2 separate regions of the Mus musculus genome follow, and region 1 is linked to region 2. The links are chromatin contacts, found by Hi-C or POLR2A ChIA-PET in ENCODE. All regions are on one chromosome and are shown on one strand. The core of a region is the stretch at or near the end of the contact, and the rest is flanking DNA. Distances in the headings are between cores, read along the strand shown.

The links. A loop is a pair of places that touch in the nucleus more often than their neighbours do. ChIA-PET counts read pairs that join two places held with the same protein, here RNA polymerase II (POLR2A).
Region 1: a map of left cerebral cortex shows a loop between it and region 2 (2.5-fold over the local background). The contact joins the promoter of Pigk here to the promoter of AI115009 in region 2. A Hi-C loop is called at or near these places in 2 of 37 maps with a recorded cell type or tissue (both left cerebral cortex). POLR2A ChIA-PET finds 5 or more read pairs at or near these places in 3 of 5 experiments (Patski and embryonic stem cell).

The regions. Positions count from the first base shown.
Region 1 is chr3:152,708,983-152,715,671 of GRCm38, forward strand. It overlaps Pigk (phosphatidylinositol glycan anchor biosynthesis, class K), which reads left to right and starts at 5,118. Exons shown (of 11, transcript NM_025662.5): 1 at 5,118-5,245. The coding sequence starts at 5,153. It overlaps Gm32085 (a long non-coding RNA gene), which reads left to right. Exons shown (of 6, transcript XR_867773.2): 6 at 453-926.
Region 2 is chr3:152,664,966-152,672,029 of GRCm38, forward strand. It overlaps AI115009 (expressed sequence AI115009), which reads left to right and starts at 1,948. Exons shown (of 4, transcript NR_040386.1): 1 at 1,948-2,867. It overlaps Ak5 (adenylate kinase 5), which reads right to left and starts at 3,395. Exons shown (of 14, transcript NM_001081277.2): 1 at 2,835-3,395. The coding sequence starts at 2,894.

The DNA.
Region 1 (6,689 bases), core at 3,868-6,367, 47 kb after region 2:
AAAATCACCAAGTAGCCAGGGTGCGATGGCCCGGTGGTCTGAAGCAAATGTCCTGGCTTATAGCTCTGCGGTTAAAAGTCTGAATTCGATAGGGTGGCTGCCCTACTTCTGGAGGCTTTGGGAGAATCCACGTCCTTCTTCCAGGACTCTCTCCCAACCCTTGGCTCTTGGCCTTCACTCTGGCCACTGCTTCTGTCTTTGCATCTCTTCCGTAGCCCATTGCCTCATCTTTAAGGATGCCCTATGATCTGAATTCTCTCAATAATTCAGTAGAATTCCCCTTTCTCAAAATGCTAAGTTTAATCACATCTTAAAATCTTTCATGTGAAGCAACATGTTCTCGGGTTTACAGGATCCGTCCATATCTGCATGGAGCCATTGTCCTGCTTGCTATGACGTCCTTACGGTAAATTTCTACAAAGAATACTCATTCCTCTGTCTCTTCTCCCCAGGATCCTCCTATGGCTGGATAGTCACTTTGCACTGCTGTTATAAAAACACTATTACCAAGGCGACTTATAGAAAGAAGATGGCTTAAGTTTCCCGGGGAAAGTCTGTAACATCAGAAAGGCATGGCTGTAGTCATCTAGAACCACACACAAACTCAGAGAGAAACTACATGTCGGGCAAGGTCATAAGCTGTCAAAGCTCTCCCCACCAAGGGACGTGCTTCCTCCAGCAATGCTGAACCTCCCCAGACACCACCACCAACTGGAGATCAAGTGTTCAAATATCTGAGCTTTGCGGGGACATTTCTCATTTGAAACCCCCTCCCCAGAAGAGTCATTCAGGATGCCTTACAGTTTACAGGACATGCTGTAATCAAAGTAACTATTAAATGTTCCCAAGATTTCTGAGACTTGCAAAGGACATTTAATAAATAAAAAAATGTACAGTGAAATAAAAAAACAATTAAGAAAAACACATTGCATTTGTAGGGATCTCTCAGTTCAAGAAGAACTGAATCTCCCGTCAGTCAGCTTCGTGTGAAGATAACTAGAGGCTTCTGGGTTGACATGAGAGGATTTTAACAACCTTCCGATTGCTAAAGAGTTTGACATGACTTTATGTCCAGGTCATGATGGCATTTTAATAGCAGCACAAGGTTTTCAAACAGGAGACACTGAAGGGCAGTTGCTCTCCTTTGGCACTAGAGGCCAGTCTGCAGCTAATTAGCAGGTCATAGGTGGAAGTGGACTGTGGCAGAACAACAAAACATTGTTGTTATCAGTTCACTGAACAGATGGAAGAAAGGCATTTCAAGTCAAGCCAAATGGAGCTGAAGGTGACACAGTATCAAAATTAGACTGAAACTGGTGCAGATGCACTGGAACCCAGGTCTGCTTTAATTATCCTTTTCTGTTCGCATCTTATTCTATTCATACAATTTCCCTTTAGTAAATTTAACCCTGCTCAAAGAAATATGTTAGCTGTTAGATATGACATGATTTAGCCAAATACTTTGGACTTTGGTTGTCATAGCAAATAAATTTTCCTGTGGCAATTAAACTATAGGGTGCAAAGCACATTGGAGGAATCTCAGAGATTGTGATTGGCCCAGATTAAACTCATCTTTTCCACACACATTATTTTCTAACATTTATGTGGTAGTCACAAAAGTATTTTTAATAGATGTATGTGCATTTGTCTTCCAAGTTGCTTCAGGTAAACATTTACCCCAGACTTTACCCACTCTACTTCATGTGGTCTCTGTGCTTGAAAGAATGGTAGTATGATGTATTCATTGGGATAGAGTAGATATCCAAAAGGTCTTTTGAATAGCTGGTCTTCTCTTGATCCAAGCTTAGTCCCCGGAACCTACATAAAAAAGCCAAGTGTGGTGGCATGCTTGCAGTCTCAATGTGTGGGTTACAGGCTGCTGGGGCTCACCAGTCAGCCTCCCTAAATCATTGAGCTTCAAGCCAATGAGAGACCCTGTCTCACAAAACAAGGAGGCTCCTGAGGAATGACACCGAGGTTGTCCTCTGGTCTCCATACACAAATGCATACATGTGCACATGTACTTCTTGCACACACACACATACAATTGCATACATACAAATGAATGTACTCAGGTGTGCTTTTCTAGAAGTGATCTGTCTCTTCTTCCAAGATATAAGTCATCACTATGTTCTTTTGGTTGCTACTTACTTCAAAGCCCCTCTTGCTTTTTGTCATTTTTCCTAAACTCTTTTTTTTTCTTTTTTTTTTTTTTATCAGATATTTTCTTTATTTACATTTCAAATGTTATCCCGAAAGTTCCCTATACCCTCCCCTGCCCTGCTCCCCTACCCACCTACTCCCACTTCTTGGCCCTGGCATTCCCCTGTACTGGGGCATATAAAGTTTGTAATACCAAGGGGCCTCTCTTCCCAATGATGGCTGACTAGTCCATCTTCTGTTACATATGCAGCTAGAGACAGAGCTGGGGGCGGGGGGTACTGGTTAGTTCATATTGTTGTTTCACCTATAGGGTTGCAGACCCCTTCAGCTCCTTGGGTGCTCTCTCTAGCTTCTCCATTGGGGCACCTGTGTTCCATCCTATAGATGACTGTGAGCATCCACTTCTGTATTTGCCAGGCACTGGCATAGCCTCATATGAGACAGCTATATCAGGGTCCCTTCAGCAAAATCTTTCTGGCATATGCAATAGTGTCTGGGTTTGGTGGCTGATTATGGGATGGATCCCCGGGTGGGGTAGTCTCTGGATGGTCCATCCTTTTGTCTTAGCTCCAAACTTTGTCTCTGTAACTCCCTTCATGGGTATTTTGTTCCCTGTTCTAAGGAGGAATGAAGTATCCATACGTTTTTCCTAAACTCTTAACACTGCTCTAAGCCACGGTTGACTGTCGTAGCAGTTTTCCAAATGCTCTCTATTCAGCACATTCTCCTGAATGGGACTGGTATGATCACCCCACTCTGAAGCTTTTCAGGCCCGTAGGATACACATCAAAACTCATCCCTGAACCCTCAAAGCCCCAAGGACAGGGGACATCTACTTACCAAGATAGCCTCCTTCATAACAGCCTGTATTGTGTTCTCTGAACTGCAAGTCCAATGTAACCCTCACCATTCCTCTGTTAATCTAAACTTCTTTCTGCTCTGGAGTGTGCACACAGGTTGCTGTGTTTGTCCTGACAGCTTTTCTGTTTGTCCTCAGCTTCACTGTGACTTTCTCTTCTCCTTGGAGGCTGTTCGCCACTGGCCCTCGTGGAAAAAGGGAGCAGAAGTGGGGGACCAGGGTTCAGAAAGCTAAGAATACCAATGCATTGACTTCTGGGATCAACTTCAGTGAGACAGTTCAACTTTATACGGGGCTGTATAGATCTTGGGGAGTGTGTGGGGACTTACAAGGTGGGTAAATGTTATTGGTGGGGGGGTAAGCCTGGGAATGCTTCATTTACATGAATTTCAAGAAGAACCTGCTGAGCAGGTTTCTCCTCAGAGATTTTGGAGGGTTACTGTGGATCCATCTCATATACAGTCACCAAACCCAGACACTACTGTGGATGCCAAGAAGTGCTTGTTGACAGGAGCCTGATATAACTGTCTCCTGAGAGGCACTGCCAGAGCCTGACAAATACAGAGGTGGGTGTTTGCAGCCAACCATTGGACTCATCATGGGGACCCCAATGGAGGAGTTAGAGAAAGGACTGAAGGAGCTGAAGGGGTTTGCAACCTGTAGGAAGAACAACAATATCAACCAACCAGACCCCCCAAAGCTCCCAGGGACTAAACCACCAATCAAAGAGTGCACATGGAGCGACCCATGGCTCCAGCTGCATATGCAGCAGAGGATAATTTTGTTGGGCATCAGTGGGAGACGAGGCCCTTGGTCCTGTGAAGGCTAGATGACTCAGTGTAGGGAAATGCTGTCAGTGTAGGTCAGTCTGTTGTAGTAGAAGCAGTGGGAGGGGTGATGGGATAGAGGGTTTCCAGAGGGGAAACATGGAAAGAGGATAACATTAAAAATGTAAATAAAATATCCAATTAAAAAAAAAGGGCTTTTGTGGGGAGTGAAGAGATAGCTCAGTGGTTAAGAGTACTGGCTGCTCTTGCAAAGGTCCTGGGTTTAGTTTTCAGAACCCACGTGGTGATTTAACAACCATCTCTGGTTCCAGAGGATCTGATGTCCACTTCTGACCTCTGCAGGCAATGCACACACATTGTGCTTAGGCATATATGTAGGAAAAATATCCATACACGTTACATAAAATCCAAAAACTAAAGTTGTTTTGTGTGTGTGTGTGTGTGAAACAAAAAGGACACAAAACACTTTCAAGCAAAACTGGCCATGGTAGCACGTGCTTTTAATGTCAGCACGTGGGAGACAGTGGTAGGCAGGTCTCTCTGTGAGTTCAAGGTAGCTTTAGGTCAGGCAGGGCTTCATAATGAGACCTTGTCTCAAAAAAAATTAAAAGAAATATTCAAAGAATAATTAAAATGGATGAGTAATAGTGTTACAACAAAAATTTTTTTCAAAATTAGAAAACAGAATGACCAGAAATACTGTATATTTTTTCCCTTCTGTATGGTGTCTGTGTGTACGTGTGTGTACGTGTGTGTACGTGTGTGTGTGTGTGTGTGTGTGTGTTTACAGGCCCACTTATGGAAGCCAGAAGCAGGTGTTGGGTGCCACCTCTTTCTGACTTGATCTCTTGAAGCAACATCCTTCACTGAACCCATTTTTTTTCCCCTGTAGGTTGGCAGTCATTAAACCCCAGTGATCATATTTCCATTTTGTCGTCCTTTAAGATTTAGAAATCTTGGACCACATAGCCAACTAACTGATAGCACCACACCAAAGGGAAACATCAAATATTGTGGATCCCCAAATTATCTTTTTAAAATTTCCTCCTTAAATATTGTGTCTATTTTACAAAACAAACCTAGAAACATAGCTGAGTAAGTAATTCTCCAATTAGGTTGCCCCGGCCACTCCAGAACCTGAATGGAGGAAGGTGTATGCGGTGGCAAACAAAACAAAACAACAAAATGAAGCAACAAAACAAAACAAAAACTAAAACAACTCAAGGCCACTACCATGGGAAGAACAAACCAAACCACACCCCCCCGTGCACGGCAGCGGCAGCGCTGCTTTACGGCACTCGCCCCGCCCCTTTGCTCTTCGGGGCGTGAGAAGCCGGCAAACATGGCGGCCCCCTGCTTCCTCACTCTGCGGGTGGCTACCCTGGCCGCCTTGGCGCTCTTGTCTCTCGGCAGCTCTGCCGCTGGACACATCGAGGTAGGCATCGGTGTCTGTTGAGGACCGACCCCAGGGAGGACCGTGTGACTGTGAGCGCCTCAGGTGCAGGACGCACGGCCCCTGAGGGCAGCCGCCTGCAGCGTCTTCCCTCCCCGGGCTGTGTTGTGGGATTCAGGACCGTCCGTCCTGAGGACAGGGACCGGACACAGCCTTTTAGAACGCCCTGTTAAGAGTGCGAAGCCAGCGGTGACGAGGGAGGAGGACCCGGTCCTCTGCTCCTGTGACAGGCAGGGCACGCGTGGGGACTGTCATGGCTTTGGTGTTTTGCTCCTCCGCCCTGACCTCCTCCTCCCTGAGGCTGCAGGACGTCTGGTTTCTTTACGATGCTGTTACCAGCGATTTCCCCAGCGACGCGACTTGGATTTCTAGCATTATTTTTTAGACCTGCTTGCCCGGGCGTCAGCACACACTGTAAAAACACCTCGTCCAAGTTTATCACCGAGGCTGCCCTAGTCTCCTAACTCAGCAGGGGCAGTTCTGGTTTAGTCTGTTCTCTGAGCTGAGGACGGAGTAACTTTTCAAATGCTGACCTGATCATGTCACTCAGGACCCCTTCTTGAAATCTCTTACACCTTCTTTAAATGTCTAGCTTTGTTAAGCTTTCAGTTTCACAAACCACTGGGACCCTTTTGCCATTGGCCCAATTTTTTTTTTTTTGGTCTGGAATTGTCTTTTCATCTTTTGGGTATTCGCCCAAAATGTCACTTCTGTAGGGAAACCTTCCCTTACAAAGTCATGTTCCCCTGTTACAATTACAGACCACATTTGGTGTCTTTATATATTGTGTGGTGAGTTCTTTGCTAACGTGTGTCTATTTAACTGGACAGTAATCTCTGATGAAGGCACGCACTGTGATCTGCTGTCATCCCCGACAGGATAGATGTCTAAGCATACAGTGAATCCGTAATTGTACATTGTAGTGCAGTGCATTTACATGTCCACCTGTATTAAACTCTGATGTGCTTGAGAGAAGATTGCATGCCTTTTGGTGATTTTCCTATCACCGTATTCCGTGGTGCTTGGCACGTAGAAGGTGCTCCGTTAACTAAATGTTGACTGATTAACGTTACATTGCTGCTACAGAGTTCTCAGTAAAGTTTCAATGGAGCAACAAGTTTGAGCCTAGAAAGGACGCTAGAGATTATTTAGGTCAAATCTCATTTTCTTTTGGAGAAATTCAAGCTTAAAGTGCAAACTGACTTGCCCCAGTGTCATGTACCGCTCAATTTTAGCTCAGGCCTTCCCATGCCTAAACCAGGGGTTATCCACAGTAGCACCCTGCTTGCTGCTTTGTTCAGTGTCTGGGCAGCTGTTAGAATGGTTTTGGGGGCTGAGGGTGGTTGTAGCAGTGGGTCTATTCTCACACTTGCCTGGAACTTTTTGTCTCTGAAACTTTCCTGCTAGCCACACAGCTGAAATCTCC
Region 2 (7,064 bases), core at 698-3,197:
GAAGGTTGACAAACCCTACCACAGCTTTTAATTTTTAAATCAGTTCCATTTCCCCCCAAGGGCAGGCAGTTCCCAGCAGGTGCCTTTGTTTTCGGGAACCCTGAGTGGAATGGGTTTGGGTTTGTGGTTCCATCAGATGAGTTCAGCTGCTGAGGAGGCAGAGGAAGTGTCATGCGATTTCTGTGCGGCAGGTTAGCTTCCCACGCTCCCGTTACTCTGTGGGCCAGAACCGACTGCATCGACACACGGGGTCTTGTGGCTCTCCCATGAGCCCTTGTGTACACTCAAGCCTGTGGGCATCCCTGCCTCTAGGTTTGGGTCAGCAGATCGTGTTTCAGAGTTATCAGTGGATTTCTTAAGCATACTTACTCAGATGGTCTTAGGTTCAGGACTCCGAGCCAGCTTCTCATAAAACCTTCTTTGTATATTTTATAAAAACATGGAATGGGGTAAATCAAAATACCAGATTCTCTCAACCCCATATATAACCCAGCCACAATATTAATACTTAAAATCCAGGCCTGTTAATTTTGTCTTTTCCTAAAGGCTTAAGTTGGGTGGGTATACGCAAGGCAAGTTTTCCAACTGGGAGACAGACATTTCAAGTTTTCCTAAACAAAACTAGCTCCCCAAAGGGCACTGATTCTTAAATCGGTAACAGTGAGCTTCAGTCTTTCACTGGTAACTTAAGTCCTTTTTCCTAAGTGCCAGCAGCAGCCCAGGACTGAATATAGGTAGTCTACTGGTGCTATTGCTTAGTCTCTGAGTTAACCCTCTGAATATGTAAATAATCTAGTTAGACTTTTGATAGCATTCAACTAATTGCCAACCTCTGATCTAAGGTCAGAGACCAATAGTTATATTACAAAGGCGAATTAGGAACACAGCAGAACCAGCTGCAAACGTTCTGTTGTGTTTTGTTTTTAATTTATTTTTAAAGCGGGAGTACTTTTCAACCACAAACCTAGCAGATACTCTGTACCACCCAAAGAGATCTGAAAAGTTCCATTATATTCTAGGCTTTGGTGGTGATACATTGCATCAGCCACCTGTTACTGTGATCTGTAATGGCATGTACTATCTATCTGCAACCATCTGGGGTTTTGGAAGGCACCTGGTTAAACTTAGAACAGTGTGGATTCTGGCACAGAAAATCCATTTTAGAAATCTGAGGTGTTGGATTTTTGTGGTCTGTACTCGTCACATGGACAATCAGGTCCTGCTTCCCTCTAAGCTGTGCAGTGAATCGGTCTCACTGTTCAAATGGAACCTAGAAGTCTCTATAGTCTTCTCCAGCTCTTTGCTGTCCTGAACTGAGTCTCAGTATACAGCGTTTAGTGCCTCTCAGGTAAGCAAGCTGACGTCCTTTTGAGTGTGTGCAGTATTTGGGGACATTCCATTCATATGCAGAAAAGCCAACGGGAAGCTTGAAGCCTAAGCAGCTACCTACCAGGGCTCATTAGCACACTCCATACAGAGTTCTGTGAGCAGACCACCCTGGCTCCCTGTACATTACCTGGCACCACGGAAGAGAAATGTCAGGAGACTCCGCCAGGCGTGTATCTATCATTCTTTTAGAAGCATAGAAATAAAATCGGTTTTGGTCTTAACATTTATAATTTAAAAAAATATTTCAGCTCTTCATTTCCACATTTACAAAAACAGCAAAAAAAGCTGTCCAAGCACTGTAATTATGGTATCCTGGGTTAAATAAACATAGTTTGGGGGTATTGCAAAAATTATTGTCTTAAGCACTGCACTTTCCTTCTAACAGAAAAAAATCCCCTAAACAGGAAAAAGAACAATGTGTGGCCTTTGGTTTATAATATTACTCTTCCATTTCCTTCAGAATTGGAGGCCAAAATTTTTAAGGCTCATCCTATGAGGCTTGGATTGGTGCCGTCCTTTTTTTTTTTTTTAATTTTTATTTTGTTTTATAACCTAAGCAAAAGCGCTTCGGATTTAGGGTGTTTTAAGACGGAATGTGGAGAGAATAATAGGAAGCAGGACTTCTCTCTGGGAAGCAGGTACCTTTAGCTCATTCCTCAAGCCTCCTTCCTCACATTCCTATCCCCTGTCCCTGGTGCGGATGCTGGATGCTGCTGCTAAGCCCAGCAGAGGCCAGCAACAGGAGTCACGCCTGTCTGGCCGCTCCCAGTCGAACCCAGTCTGTGTAGGTGGGCGCGAGGGCTGGCGCTGGAGGCTGGGAGGACCTTTCAAGCAACCAGCAAACGCGCTCGGGAGTTCATTGACTGGCCGCTTAGAGCTTCAGGGACCCAGGAGATAGCGCTGCACTGGATCGGCTGGGCTGTGTGTATATATGCGTGTGTGGGTTTTTTTTCTCCCTCTCCATCTTCATCCTTCTCCTCAAGCCGTCCCCCCCGGGAGAGTCGCTTCGTCCACGCTTTCCCTCCCCTGCAAGGGGTCCCAACGCTTGGCGCCTGGAATGTTTAGGACTCTGGAACCTTCAGTTTCCTGTCCTGCCTCCGTGTGGGCGACACTGGTCTCACCTGGCTTGACCCTCAGTCCCAGAGAGTGCTGCCAGGCCACGATCTGCTGTCCATTCTGGGTGCCCATCTCGGAGGGATACTCTGGGGACAGCCTGCATCCAGTACCCAGCTTGAAGAGGGAAACTTGATCCCAAGATACGGGTTTCGAAGCCTGCATTTGAAAAGGACCCGAGCGACCCGAGCGCACAAGGCGACTTGTCTGGGGCGAAGGGAACGGCGAGCCTCTGTGAGCGCCTTCATTAGGGACCCTACACCGGAAGGTGCAGCCGGGCACTGGCCCTCGGGACATTCGCTGGGGATCCTTTGGCCACCCCAGCCTCTTACCTCGAAAAGCTGAGGAATGTCCCTCCGGGCCAGGTACTCCTTGGCGTCGTTGGTGTTCATGGCTGTACGGCGCGCGTGCAGTGGGGAGCAGGAGGGGAAGCTCCCGAGGTTGGGGCTGGCGGGGCGCAGCCCTCACTTGGATGCGCTCAGGCCGGGGTCCCCTCAGCGACTCCCGGGCAGCTGTGCAGTCCGCGCTCCCGTCGCCCCCGCGTCCGCGCCGGTCCCCGCGCCAGCCAGCAGCGAGCAGCAGCGGCTTCCCGGGCGCAGGCAGCGCGAGCGCCAGGGGAGGGGCGCGGAGGAGGACCACGCGGCCGACGCCACCAGCCGCCGCCTCCCGGCTCTGCGCGCTCGGCCCGCGCCTCCGGAGCTCGCTGCGGCGGCCGCCAGTCACGCTGCGCGGGCGGGCGCGGGGCGCGGGGGTGGGGACGCGCGGGCTGCAGTCACTCCCCAGCCCGCAACGCAGCCAGGGCAGCCAGGGCACCAAGGAGCCAAGAACCGGGCGATTGGAGCTGGATACAGTTTTGCTTCTACACACACACACACACACACAAACACACACACACACACACACACACACACACACACACCAGACACACACACCAGACACACACACCAGACACCCCCCCACACACACACTATACAGACACACCATACACACTATAGACAGACACTCCCCCCCCCACAAACTTACCACAGACAGACACTCCCACACACACCACAGACGATAGACAGACAGACAGACACCACTTATCATGAGCTCCTCCAGGAGCTCTTCCAGGGGGGAAAAACCCAAGTCAGAGAATTCATATATTCTTAAGTTAATGGCCTTTCAGTGATAGGGAGTTGGAAGTAGGGAAAGAGGAAGGATTCTGTTGGGTCTTTTAACACTGGAGTACCCAGCCCTTAAGAAAAGTTGGAGCAACTTAAACATTTGAGTAGAAGGCCTGAAATCCTTAGCGTAAGATTTAGTGAGCAGTCAAAGAATCTTTTCTGCTGGGAGGAGCTGAAGGAGGAAGAGAGGACTGAGTGGTGGAGAGCTGGGGTCTGCTTTAAACTGCAAAGTGGTCACTGGCCCAAGGGCCATCAGAACGCCCTAACAGGAGACGGCTGGTGAGGTGTACTGGTGCCTACCCAGTTACAGACCAAGGTGCACCCATCCTCCCCACAGCTACCAAGATGACTCATTTCCCACAGATGTCTTTTCACTGCTCTTTGAGAGATGCTCTGGGTCTCCAGGGAATATGATCTCTAACTGCCTGCAAGGGCCCACTCTGGAGAGGGTATGTGGAAGAAAGGAGGCAAAAGCTACATACAGACTCCTGGCATCTGGGGTCTGGTAGAAACCAGCACTCTAAATGCTTCAAATTAAAAACTCACCATTTGAATGTCTGTTTCAGGATCTTTCCTTGGACCTATTTCTTGGTCCACATAAGCCGCTGTTGCTCAAGCTACAGCTTTATTTGAGCAGAGGGAGGGAGATCAATTTTTTTTTAAAGATTTATTTATTTATTATATGTAAGTACACTGTAGCTGTCTTGAGACGCACCAGAAGAGGGCATCAGATCTAATTATGGGTGGTTGTGAGCCACCATGTGGTTGCTGGGACTTGAACTCCGGACCTTCGGAAGAGCAGTCAGGTGCTCTTACCCACTGAGCCATCTCACCAGCCCGGGAGATCAAATTTTAATTAGCTCAATTTTGAGAATTAAATAAAATTTGTGAACATTTTTGAAGCCACATGCCATAATAATGTGTCATGTTATGGGGGCGATTTTTTCAGTTCTGAGGACATTGGTGTCCTCTGTGAGAATGTCTCCACTTATGTTCCTCTCACTTAGTTGACAGCAGGCTTTGGAGGGAGCCAAAGCCATCTCTGCCCTGTGCAATCATTTCCACAGTCCTTGGAAAATCCTAGGGCCTGGTGGCTTAGTCGACTTAGAAGCACACGGGACTGAAGAGGCCAGTTCCTGTAGGTCTTCTTGAGGTCCTTCTTTCCTGGGTTCTGTTGCTAGTGTTAGGGTTTGTTTTTGTTTCGAGGTGATACATGATTCTTAGTATCTTTAGTAAATCCAGCAAGTGACAGCAACAACCTAGTAAAGAGAGAGGGGTCAGAGAAAACACACTGTAGCCAGCTTGGAAACAGATGTAGCAAGTTTACATCAGCCTTAGAGAGTGACAGCTGGTGTATCCCAGAGTAGAGAGGTGTAGGAAGGGCAAGATGCTAGTCACTGTTACTGCAGACTGCGGCCTCACAGGGACAGAGCATATGCAGAAAGTACAGGCTTTCAAAGCTGGGCTGGAGATAGCAGGGACAGGAGCATAGGGGCATCCTTGCCAAATCTATCCCGTCTTACCAGCTCTGTGATGGTTCTAAGGCTGGGCATAGAAAGCCTGAAGCCCCTTGTACTGTAGAGACACATTCCTTCAAGCTCCAACAAACTATAACATTCTCCACGTCTGCGTATTTGGTAACAATTAGCATATCATGATATTTTCCTACCTTGTATTCAGATAAGTGGGTCATGACTAAATAAGTTTAAAGAGACAAAGATTTCATTTGGGGTCTCTATATTTAATACAAATGAAATTGTCTCCATCCTCTTCAAAAATCTTTTGGTATAGCTTTAATTTTTACAATTTTCGAGAATGGTTAGCGTTTTTGAAGGTATAGGAGTTGGGACATCTGAGGAAAAATAATAGAATTGTCTCTTGTGATCATATCTTGGGAGATCATGGTAAGTTTCTGTGCTATGGCAGTAACTAAGACAATCTCTTGCTGGTAAGGACCCTAGTTTCCATTGGAGAATGTGTGTAATAAGTAAGTATGATAGGGCCAATAAGATAGCTCAGTGTGGACGAGTCTGATACTCTGACTTGTTCCCCAGGACCCACATGCTTGGGAAGCGAGGACTTCCCAGATCTGTCCTCTGACCTTTACACATGCGCTCTGGTGCTGTGGCACAGGTGTCAGCACCCACCCACCTACACAGACACATGCAGACAGACAGACTAACAAACAGACAGACAGACACACCAAACAAACAAATGAATAAAGTGTAGTAAAGACTTTAAACAGTACATTGAGGGAAAGGTAAAGAAAATGGCCAAACAACATCAGACTGTGATAAACAAAAAAGAAGTAAAGCACAGAGATAGCAGAAAATCGGACACAAGCAAGAACACATCAGATAGCGGCAGGTGTGGTGGGAAAAAATCAAAGCTGACTCTATAGATTTGAAGCACGGGCACCAGTCCAGACCTCTCCTAAGGAAGGGGCAGAGGAAGTGGAAGTAAAGATAATCACAAGACGATGATGAGGACTTTCAAAGGACCAGGGATGTTGGAGGAGGAAGGCGCTTTGAAAGGGATTGCTCTCTGAGTCACCCATAAGGAGCCAGTTTCTGCTGACACACAGACCTTGTCTCTGCAAAGGGCTAAGCCTGCTGGGCTTGCTCAAGTGGCTAAAATGGGGGACCACTTGCCCATCCACACAAAGAAGGCTTGAGGACTTTGTTTGCACTCTTCTAGACTCTAGACCAGTGGTTCTTAACTTTCCTAATGCTACCACCCTTTAATACAGTTCTACATGGTGTAGTGACCCCAACCATAAAAATACTTTTGTTCCCATTTCATAACTGTAATTTTGCTATCATTATACATTATAATGTAAATATCTGTGTTTTCTGATGGTCTTAGGCAACCCCTGTGAAAAGGTCTTTCTGACCCCCAAATGGGTCATGACCCATAGGTTGAGAACCACTAGTCTAGACAGCTAACACATGCCTACACTCAGCCCCATCAGTGACCATGGCAGGCATGTCTGTCATCCATCATCTAACTATTGCCAGTTTAGCATGGAAGACTTTAGCAGTAATGCAGAAAACATCGTCACAGAGGACAAGGTTTGCTAGGAGAGGTGGGGGGGGGGCACGGAGAAGAGAGGGAGGAGAATAATAGAGGGCAATGGACGGTATGATCATTTGTAAAAGAATAGAGACTCTCTATTGATAATACTTAAAGGAATGAAAAGGAAACGTTTCTCATGCTGAAGTTGACCCCTCTCCCTCATGGTAGCTGAACAGAGGCAATGGTAGGGACTAGTCTAGTTGACGGTACTTGTATAATGACAACTTTGGACTGTAATGTGCAACAATGTATTGTTTGTTATGTGTCCTCATGTGCTGAGAACCTCACAAAGTATACAGTGTTACATATGTGTCTATATGTCAT